Linked DNA regions of Homo sapiens: all the other regions are linked to region 2. Evidence: chromatin contacts called from ENCODE Hi-C or POLR2A ChIA-PET data. All regions are on one chromosome and are shown on one strand. The core of a region is the stretch at or near the end of the contact, and the rest is flanking DNA. Distances in the headings are between cores, read along the strand shown. Region 1 overlaps PEX14 (peroxisomal biogenesis factor 14). Region 2 overlaps CLSTN1 (calsyntenin 1). Region 3 holds the start of CENPS-CORT (CENPS-CORT readthrough).

The links. A loop is a pair of places that touch in the nucleus more often than their neighbours do. ChIA-PET counts read pairs that join two places held with the same protein, here RNA polymerase II (POLR2A). Pooled maps may share reads with other maps.
Region 1: a loop to region 2 is called in a map with no recorded cell type, with 21 times the contacts of the local background. The contact joins two enhancer-like sites. A Hi-C loop is called at or near these places in 1 of 37 single-sample maps with no recorded cell type. POLR2A ChIA-PET finds 5 or more read pairs at or near these places in 1 of 52 experiments (naive thymus-derived CD4-positive, alpha-beta T cell).
Region 3: a pooled map shows a loop between it and region 2 (3-fold over the local background). The contact joins the promoter of CENPS-CORT here to the enhancer-like site in region 2. A Hi-C loop is called at or near these places in 1 of 50 pooled maps. POLR2A ChIA-PET finds 5 or more read pairs at or near these places in 4 of 52 experiments (A673, HCT116, OCI-LY7 and 1 more).

The regions. Positions count from the first base shown.
Region 1 is chr1:10,494,616-10,497,865 of GRCh38, reverse strand. PEX14 (peroxisomal biogenesis factor 14) reads right to left here. Exons shown (of 9, transcript NM_004565.3): 2 at 2,545-2,592. Among named protein-coding and RNA genes, the nearest start is that of PEX14, 21 kb to the right of the region's middle. RefSeq lists an enhancer at 2,378-2,437 and a silencer at 2,900-3,194. Within about 2 kb of position 1,870, at least 20 of the 41 ENCODE cell types and tissues checked have a DNase peak (open chromatin) inside an H3K27ac peak, as active enhancers do.
Region 2 is chr1:9,798,268-9,801,580 of GRCh38, reverse strand. All of the region lies in intron 1 of CLSTN1 (calsyntenin 1), which reads left to right. Among named protein-coding and RNA genes, the nearest start is that of CLSTN1, 24 kb to the left of the region's middle. Within about 2 kb of position 1,305, at least 4 of the 41 ENCODE cell types and tissues checked have a DNase peak (open chromatin) inside an H3K27ac peak, as active enhancers do.
Region 3 is chr1:10,428,852-10,431,842 of GRCh38, reverse strand. CENPS-CORT (CENPS-CORT readthrough) reads right to left here and starts at 1,410. Exons shown (of 4, transcript NM_199006.3): 1 at 1,275-1,410. The coding sequence starts at 1,325. CENPS (centromere protein S) reads right to left here and starts at 1,410. Exons shown (of 5, transcript NM_199294.3): 1 at 1,275-1,410. The coding sequence starts at 1,325. RefSeq lists an enhancer at 763-812 and a silencer at 1,063-1,312.

The DNA.
Region 1 (3,250 bases), core at 621-3,120, 700 kb before region 2:
ATTCAGTTAAAAACAAAAAGAATATGTATTTCCCGAAGCTTAAATGAAAAAATTAACAATAATAAACACAAAAACAAAACAACTTAGCAGTGTGTTCCCCCAACACTGAAATATCCCATTCCTCAAGGCCTGGCTTCAAGTTTCCCAAAAGCCATCCCTAAGTGGCCCTCGCCCTCCGCAGAGCTCTTCCTGCTCTGAATAACTTGGGGCTCTCTTCTACGCCCAACCAGGCAGCTCTGCACCAAATGATACACAATGTTGTGCTATTTGCTAAAATTACATACAGTCGTGTGCAGTTTGCTCTTATTTCATATGTATAAATGCCTTTTCTTCCCAAAGTAAAACACGTGAATTACTCAAGAACAAGGTTTAGTTTTATTCCTCAATTGTCTGTTCCCCATCCTCAGGCCTGAGCTGAGCTAAGCTGAGCATGCAGGAGACAGCAAATACACATGGCCTGAGAAAGCTCCCTCCCTGTGGAAGGGCTGACTGCTGTGTGTTTTCACAAACCGCAACACCACCACACTGAGCTGTGGGGCTTTCTGTGCAAGGGGGCTGCCCATCTTGTGCCCCCGCCCTGCCACACGAGTCCTCAGCGGGCTCCTCTGCCTGACACCCTCCCAACACCACTCCCAGGAGGAAGAAGCAGTTCACACAAGACCACGCGACTCAGCTGGTGCCCCCGTTTAATCAGGCTGCTGCAAATGCTTGGCCAAAAGCAATAAGGGCATGACTGAGAGACTGTGGGAGTTTAATATAAAAAATTTAATAAACAAAAAAGTGGGGGAAGGAGAAAGGGTCTACCTTTTAATAGGGCCCTAATTACCCAACTCATAGGATCAGCCCAAATGAGATGGGAGTTTATTTCGGGGGTTTTTTTAATTATTATTTTATATATATATATAAATTGCCGCTATGTGTTTTCTTTCCTCTGAGCAATTATGCAGCAAGTACGTAAAGAGGAGAAAAAATATTAATTAAATATAAGGTAATTGTGGAGTTGGCCTGGAGAGAATGAGTCTGAACTCTGGACGATCACAGGCTACTAGGGTTTGAAGACTGCTCAGGGCCTCCCAGAAAAGAAAGAAATAAAAATACAACCAACCAACAAGCAGATGCACAGTACAGCAGGAAGAGCAGGGCACAGAAACACTAGCAGAGCAAGGGGTCTGCAGGGCTCCAAATACCAGAAATCAGTGAGCTGGCCAACTGCTCAGGGCTCCCAAAGAGCTTGTCGAATCAAGCCCCAAAAGATGGACTGGCCACTCCTCCGATGACCAGTTAAATGGGTACATCAAAATTTGAAAAGAGAGAGGAAGGAAAGGACTGCAGCGGCCTATGGTGTTCAATCTGCACTTCAGTCTAAAACAACCACAACTTCGGCCTGAGGGGCACTGAGGCAGGCCCCAGGGAAGCAGGCAGACGTCCGGAGAGACTAGCAAGGTGGGGCCTCCTGGGCTTTCCCACCACCATGACCTCAAGGAAGGAACTGGGCAATACCAAAAGAGTGAAACGAGGCCACCGTGGGAGTGCTGGGATATAAGCCCGTAACTGGTGACGTAACAGCAGGTGACATGAATGACAACACTGCTCCCCTGAAACAGTCCCAGCAGTGCTTGTATCACCTCGGCCTTTCTACAGACAGCTCAACTGGATCCAACTCGCCCTCAGCCTGGGAAAGCCTTCGTACACACTGGAATTCAGACGTGTTCATACCCGCTAAGTCCCTCACGTCATCTCCTCCCGCGACTGCCAGAAGGGGAGTGAAGCAGAACAGGTGAAACCACAGGCCCTGCTGAAACAAAGCCTTGGCAGTACAGCCCTACGCCTGCTATCGCTACGCAGGAAGAAAAAGCTCTGAAAAGTTAAACCTAGAGCTGGCTCTCCCATCAAACTTATCTGGTTTATACAGAGCCAGTCTTACTACCCAGCCAAGAGGACTTACAGCAGGCCCTGAAAAGCAAAAAAGAATGAAAATGGGGTGGGCAGCCTGGGACTCTGGCCACCAAATGAAAAGCACTTGGGAGAGAAAATTACCTGCAGTGCTTAATAGGCCTCTTCCCTATCCATAGTCTAAGAAGACAGCGTTGGGAATGACAATCACACAATTACTGACCAGGCAAAACCAGAATTCCATCGCTTACCTGTTCTTTAAAGACCACTGAGGCGCTCGCACCCTGAGGGGCAGAGCAGAGGGCGGCTACTTCAAACAATCTAGAAGCCCAGCCACCTCACTCCACCTCAGCCTCCCACGGGCGCAGGAATCTCACTAATTACTATTGATCAGCCACAAACAAAGTGGTGCAGGACCATCTGGGGTGGATGCTTTTAGTCCTAGAAAGGACCAGCCTTTACTAAGGAGAGATCTCACTCGTCCCCACACGCGAGAAGAGAAGTCAGAGGTCACTGACAGAGGCAGTCTCTAGGTAACAGCTACTTTTAAAGGGACACTACTGACGCAGAACCATAGGAACAGAAGGTTTCTTTTCACTCGCGTGGCATTTTAATTACTAGAAAGTGATACCACATATCTTGGGTACTTACCAGCGGCTCTCGAGGCAGCACATTTTCACTTCCTGGAGTAGAGCTTGGCTGCAGAGAAAAATGGAAACAAAAATAAGATCACAGTGCCACCCAATGGACATCAAAAAACCAAAGATGTTCCGTTCTCAAACGATGCACGCTGGCACCTCTTTCTCACATCTCTCACTGGTTTTTCACGACACAAGAGTATTTTGCAGTGGACTACCTGTAAAAAGTAGCCCAAAGAGTCTGAATTCACCAGGGAAGATGAAGACTGTTTCTGGGTTCACTTGTCACACCACTCCAAGAACAAGGCTTGGTTCTGCTCAGGAAGGCCCACGATCACCTACTGAGCAGCAAGGGCTGGGGACCATCCCAAAATCCACGGGAAGAGTAGAGTCCAGAGAAAAGGCCTGAAGAGAGAGCACAACACCTCCTCTTTCTGCCACCTCCCCAACGTCAGGGGACTGGGAAGAAAAGTCGCGCAGCAGTGGAGAACCAGATTCCACCACCAGGGGGCCCCAGCTGCCCACGCTCAGGATTTTCTCTGGGCATCTAGTTTCTGGAGCCCAGAAGCCAGTAAACTACACAGGTTCCTATTCATCACCTGCCACTAAGGACACCACCCCACAATAGTAAAGAAAGCCCCAGGCTTAAATCCTTCTTGGAAATAAGCTAGTGACAGGCTGGCATATAAGCAGACCAACCTCCAGGCGAGCAGGCAGCA
Region 2 (3,313 bases), core at 56-2,555:
CTCTGTCTCAACAAAAACAAACGAACAATAATGGTGACCTCACAGAATGAGTTAGGAAGTATTCCCTTTGCTTCTGTAGAGAATTGGTGTAATTTCTTCCTTAAATGTTTGGTACAATTCACCAGTGAACCCATCTGGGTCTGGTACTTTTCGTTTTGGAAGGTTATTAATTGTTGATTTAGTTTCTCTAAGAGATACAGGTCTATTTAGATTGTTTGCTTTTTCTTGGGTGAGTTTTGGCAGATTGTATCTTCCAGGGAATTGATAAATTTCATCTAGGTTATCAAATTTTTAGGCATAGAGTTGTTCATAATATTTCTTATTTATTTACTTTTGAGATGGAGTTTCGCTCTTGTTTCCCAGGCTGGAGTGCAATGGCACGATCTCAGCTTACTGCAACCTCCGCCGCCTGGGTCAAGTGATTCTCCTGCCTCAGCCTCCCAAGTAGCTGGGATTACAGGTGCTTGCCACCATGCCCAGCTAATTTTGTATTTTTAGTAGAGTTGGGGTTTCTCCATGTTGGTCAGGGTGGTCTCGAACTCCTGATCTCAGGTGATCCATCTGCCTCGGCCTCCCAAAGTGCTGGGATTACAGGTGTGAGCCACCGCACCCAGCCTCTTATTTATTTATTTATTTATTTTTGAGACTGAGTCTCACTCTGTTGTCTAGGCTGGAGTGCAATGGTGCAATCTCGGCTCACTGCAGCCTCCGCCTCCCAGGTTCCAGCTATTCTCCTACCTCAGCCTCCTGAATAGCTGGGATTACAGGAGCATGCCACCACACTCCTGGCCAATTTTTTTTGTATTTTTTTTTCTTATTTATTTATTTTATTTTATTTTTATTTTTTTTTTGAGATGGAATCTCACTCTGTCGCCCAGGCTGGAGTGCAGTGGCACGATCATGGCTCACTGCAAGGTCCGCTTCCTGGGTTCACGTCATTCTCCTGCCTCAGCCTCCTGAGTAGCTGGGACTACAGGCGCCTGCCACCACACCCAGCTAATTTTTTTTTTTTTTTTTTTTTTTCTAGTGGAGACGGGGTTTCACTGTATTAGCCAGGATGGTCTTGATCTCCTGACCTCGTGATCCTCCTGTCTCGGCCTCCCAAAGTTCTGGGATTACAGGCGTGAACCACCATGCCCAGCCCCTTTATGTATCTTTTTAATCCATGGGGTCTTATAGCGGTGTTCCTGTTTTCATTTCTGATACTAGGAATTTGTGTCTTCTCTCTTTTTTTTTCATAGTTAGCCTGGCTAGAGGCTTATCAGTTTTATTGATCTTTTCAAAAAACCAGCTTTTGGTTTTGTTGGTTTTCTCTATTGAGTTCCTGTTTTCAGTTTTATTGATTTTTGTTTCAGTTTTTATTTCATTTTCTTCTGCTCTCTTTGTATTTAATCTGCTGATCTTTTTCTAGTTTCCTAAGGTTGAAGCTTATATGATTGATTTTAGCTCTTTCTTTTTTTCTAATATATGTATTAAATGCTTAAGTTTTCCACTAAGCACTGCTTTCACTACATCCCACACATTTTGATAAATTATATTTTCTTTTTCATTTAGTTCAAAACATTTTAAAACTCCTCGATATTTCTTTGTTGATCCACGTGTTACATTTATGTGTGGTTTTTTGTTTGTTTGTTTATTTTGAGACGGAGTCTTGCTCTGTCACCCAGGCTAGAGTGCAGTGGCACGATCTTGGCTCACTGCAACCTCCGCCTCCCGGGTTCAAATGATTCTCCTGTCTCAGCCTCCCAAGCAGCTAGGACTACAGGCACCCACCAGCACGCCCAGCTAATTTTTGTATTTTTAGTAGAGACGGGTTTTCACCATGTTGGCCAGGATGGTCTGGATCTCTTGACCTCATGATCTGCCTGCCTCGGCCTCTCAAAGTGATGGGATTACAGGCGTGAGTCACCGCGCCTGGCATTTTTTTTTTGTTTTTTTGGGAGATGGAGTCTTGCTCTGTTGCCCAGGCTGGAGTGCAGTGGCGCGATATCGGCTCACTGCATAGTCTGCCTCCCGGGTTCACACCATTCTCCTGCCTCAGCCTCCCAAGTAGCTGGGACTACAGGCGCCCGCCACCATGCCCAGCTAATTTTTTGTATTTTTAGTAGAGACGGGGTTTCACCGTGTTAGCCAGGATGGTCTCGATCTCCTGACTTCGTGATCCACCCGCCTCTGCCTCCCAAAGTGCTGAGATTATAGGCGTGAGCCACCGCGCCCGGCTCCCTGGAATTTTTAACTCTCAGAGTTCTGCACATTGAACTCCAGCAGTTTGTCGATTACAGCTTAGGTTTTCCTACCCTGGCACCGGTTCCCATGGAGGTTTCTGCTCTGTAAATTGTGATTCCTTGTGTATTTGCCTGTGTCTCCAATTTTTAAAATTTATGTATTTTTTTCTTTTTTGAGACAGGGTCTTGCTCTGTCACCCAGGCTGGAGTTCAGTGGCACGATCAGGGCTCACTGGATCCTCGACCTCCTGGGCTCAAGTGGTCCTCCCATCTCTGCTCCCTGAGTAGCTGGGACCATGGGCGTGCACCACTATGTCTGGCTAATTTATTTTGATTTAGTAAGAGATGAGGTCTCACTTTGTTGCCAGAATGGGCTCAAACTCCTGGGCTCAAGTGATCCTCCTGCCCCGCCCTCCCAAAGTGTGCTGGGATTACAGGTGCGAGCCATCACACGCAGCCTGTCTCCAATTTTGGGGGGCAGCAATTGCCTTGTGATCTCACTTCTCTTAGGGATCTAAGAATAGTTCTTGATTTTTCAGTTTCTTTGGCTTTTTTACTTGTTATTAGGACAGATTAGCAACTTCTAATCTCCTAACATGCTGTACTGGAAACTGGAAGCCCCAGCATCACATTTTAAAATGTACAATCCAGTGGCATTTAGTACATTCAGCATTGTGCAACTACCACCTCTATCTAGTTCCAAAATGTTTTCGTCATCCCAAAAGAAAACCTCATGCCCATTAAACAGGCATTTGCTACTCCCTTCTGCCCCCAGCACTTGGCAACCACTAATCGGCTTTCTGTCTCTATGGATTTACTTATTTTGGCTATTTCATATAAGTGGGGGAATCATGTGATACGTGACCTTTTATGTCTGGTTTCTTTCACTTAGCTGAATGTTCTGAGTTTCATAATTTTTTGAGGCTCGTACATGTTGTGGATATCAGTACTTCATTCCTTTTATGGTTCCTTGTTTGGATAGACTGCATTTCGTCTGTCCGTTCATCTGTTGATGCAGGTTTTAGGATGGTTTTGGCTGTTGGCTGTTGTGAATAGTGCTGCTGTGATGATTCATTCATAAGTATTTG
Region 3 (2,991 bases), core at 161-2,660, 630 kb before region 2:
TCGCTCTGTCACCCAGGCTGGAGTGCAATGGTGCGATCTCGGCTCACTGCAACCTCCGCCTCCCGGGTTCAAGCGATTCCCCTGCCTCAACGTCCCGAGTAGCTGGGATTACAGGCACCTGCCACCACACTCGGCTAATTTTTGTACTTTTAGTTGAGAGGGGGTTTCCATGTTGGCCAGTCTGGTCTCGAACTCCTGACCTCAAGTGATCTGCCCACCTCGGCCTCCCAAAGTGCTGGAATTACAGGCGTGAGCCACCGCGCCCAGCCAATGCCTTGTTTTTGGGAGATGTGTACTAAAGAATTAAAATGTAAAGGCGAAGTGTCAAAATATCTGCAATTAATTCTCCAATCGCGGGGCTGGGAGGGAAGCATGGGAGCAAACAGAGCAAAATGCTAACTAGTGGTGAATCAAGGTGACGGGCATCTGGGCATTCTGTACCGTGTTCTTGCAACTTTTCTGAAGGTTTGAACTTCTCAAAAGACAAGGGGCAGGGTAGACAGCTGCTGCAGTGTAACTTTGTAGAGAGGAAACTCCCGCGTCTGGAGCTCATTCCCGCGTTTCTTCAGTCCGTCCTCTTTAAGGTCGCCACTCCGGGTCTTGCTTTTAAGCCTCTTCACGGCAACGTTCTCAGCCTCTGACGCCCCATATGCCCGGCGCTGATGAAAGGAACGAATGGGATGCCCGCAGCTACCCTGACAAGTGATTATTCTTATGACGATTTTGCAGAGAAGAAAATTGCGTCTGGGCCGAGTCGATACGATCACAAGTTGGCGGGGCAGAGATTCGAACCCACATCTAAGGACGAGCTCTGGGCCTGACTGGTCCGCACCGCGTCCCTGCATCAGTAACGAGGGGTCGACGCCTCCAGGGCCAGCGTTCCAGAGCTCCGGCCCGAACCGCCCACCGCGTACGGGCGTCACCTGGAATGTCTAATGCCGACGTTGTACCCTCACGAAAACCCCATCTGAGAAGGGGAAACCGAGGATTCATCGCAAGGCCAGAAGGTGGCCTCTCGCCGCCGGACCCCGGCGCCCGCACGCTCCCCTAGAACCGCTTCCTCCCCAGCCAGCGCAGGCCAGGGTCCAGCCGCGTTGCCGCGGAAACCGCCTCCCAGCACCACCCGCGGCAGTTAAGCCAACGCATGCGCAGCCGCGGGGGGCGCCCGGGGGCGGGGTGCCGATGAGAAGCCGCCGGGGGCTGCCGGGTACTTTTCTGTCCAGAAACTCGACGCCGTCCTGCCCCAGCCCAGCCCGACCCCCGTTTTCCTGTACCTGTTGGTAAGAGAATCGCTGCTGCTCCTCGGTCTCCGCCTCCTCCTCCATCACTGCGGGCCGACCCTGGGCAAACGCAGGAGGGCCGAGAAGGGGCGGTGGTGCGCGGCCAGGTCGGATTTTCCCGCCGCGGCGCGAGCGACGGGCCGCGCGGGCGGACAAAGTACGCAGCTCCGCCCTGCCTCGCGCGCCCCCTGGCGGCGCTCCGTTGAGGGGATTCCGCCGTCGGCCTCCAGCCAGCCCCCTGCTCAGCTTGCTCTGCGGAGGTGGCCGGGCGACGCGGGGACATGACCACCGAGGTCACTGCTGCACCCCAGAGCCTGATTCAGCGCCTGGCACAACGCTGAGCACCACTCTCCGCGAAACACGTGTGCGCATAGGTGCAAAGCGTGTTCCAGTCGGGTGTAGAGGATGCGTAGCCCACGATTTACAGATCATGTAACGCAGTACACATTATCAGGAGCTCCATGCACCTGTACCTCAGGTGTATCTTGCAAAATCGACCATCAACTTTATCATTCTATCACCAACAATAGCGTCACAAAGACTACAATGAGTGAACGACCCGTGACCTCATTCAGCGAGTGGAACAGGAACTGCGTTGTTGCCATTGGCAGGAGTATAGTTCTGACACAAGTGTTACTGTTTTTCCTTTATGTTAACGATGAAGTGAGACCATCAAACCCAATTTTGGTTTGTTTTTATTGTAGTTTTTTGAGAGGCAGGGTCTCACTCTGCCGCCCAGGCTGGAGTGCAGTGGCACCACCAAGACTCACTGTAACCTCCACCTCCTGGGCTCAGGTGATCCTCCCACTTCAGCCTCCCAAGTAGCTGGGACCACAAGCCTGCATCAGCGCACCTGGCTAATTTTTATTTTTTGTAGAGACCAGGTCTCACTATGTTGCCCAGGCTGGTATCAAACTCCTGGCTTCAAACAATCATCCCACCTCAGCCTCCCAAAGTGCTGGAATTACAGGTGTGAGCCACCATGCCCTGCCTGTATTTCTAGGTTTTTGTTTTATTATTTTTTATTGCCTATATTTCTGTATTCTGCATTTGTCACAAGCAGGTGCTACTTTCAGAACGAAGGAAAGCACATAAAGCCACTCCTTGTCTTCCTTTCCCAGGGACGTCCCTCAAGTTCCCTAAGCTTGCCAGGGGCTGAAACCCAGATCAAAGCTTTTTGGAGGAATCAGCCTTCTGAGGACTTTCCTCTGCATCTGCTCAGTGGGTGGCATCTGGAAATGACAGGCACTTCTCGCCTCTGTCCACTGCTCTCTGTGGGCATCCCAGTCTACCTGGACAGTCCTCCTGCCCAAGCAGGGCAAGCCTCTGACGGATTCCCCTAATGGGCAGCATGGGGCTGGGCAGGGCAGGCCATCCAGAGTGAGACCAAGCCTGCAGCAGGAGAGAAGGCCGGTCGCTGGTTGGTGAGCAGCCCCATTTAGAGCACACTGTGGCTGCAAAGCCCAGCTCCCTCCCTTGAGCCTGGTGACCCCAAGCAAGTCACAGGACGTGGCCAAGCTTCATGTCCCTTATTTATCAACTGGGGACAGTAGTTCCAACTTCACAGGGCAGGTGTCAGGTTTTAAACAATTGCCTCACATAAGAGCTAAAGAAATTGTAACAATTCGTCCCAGGAAGTTCCTGTGCTTTGTACCTGTGTGTTCCCTCATTTTAAAGCAGTTGCTTCCCAGGATTAAAGAACAGTATTCCA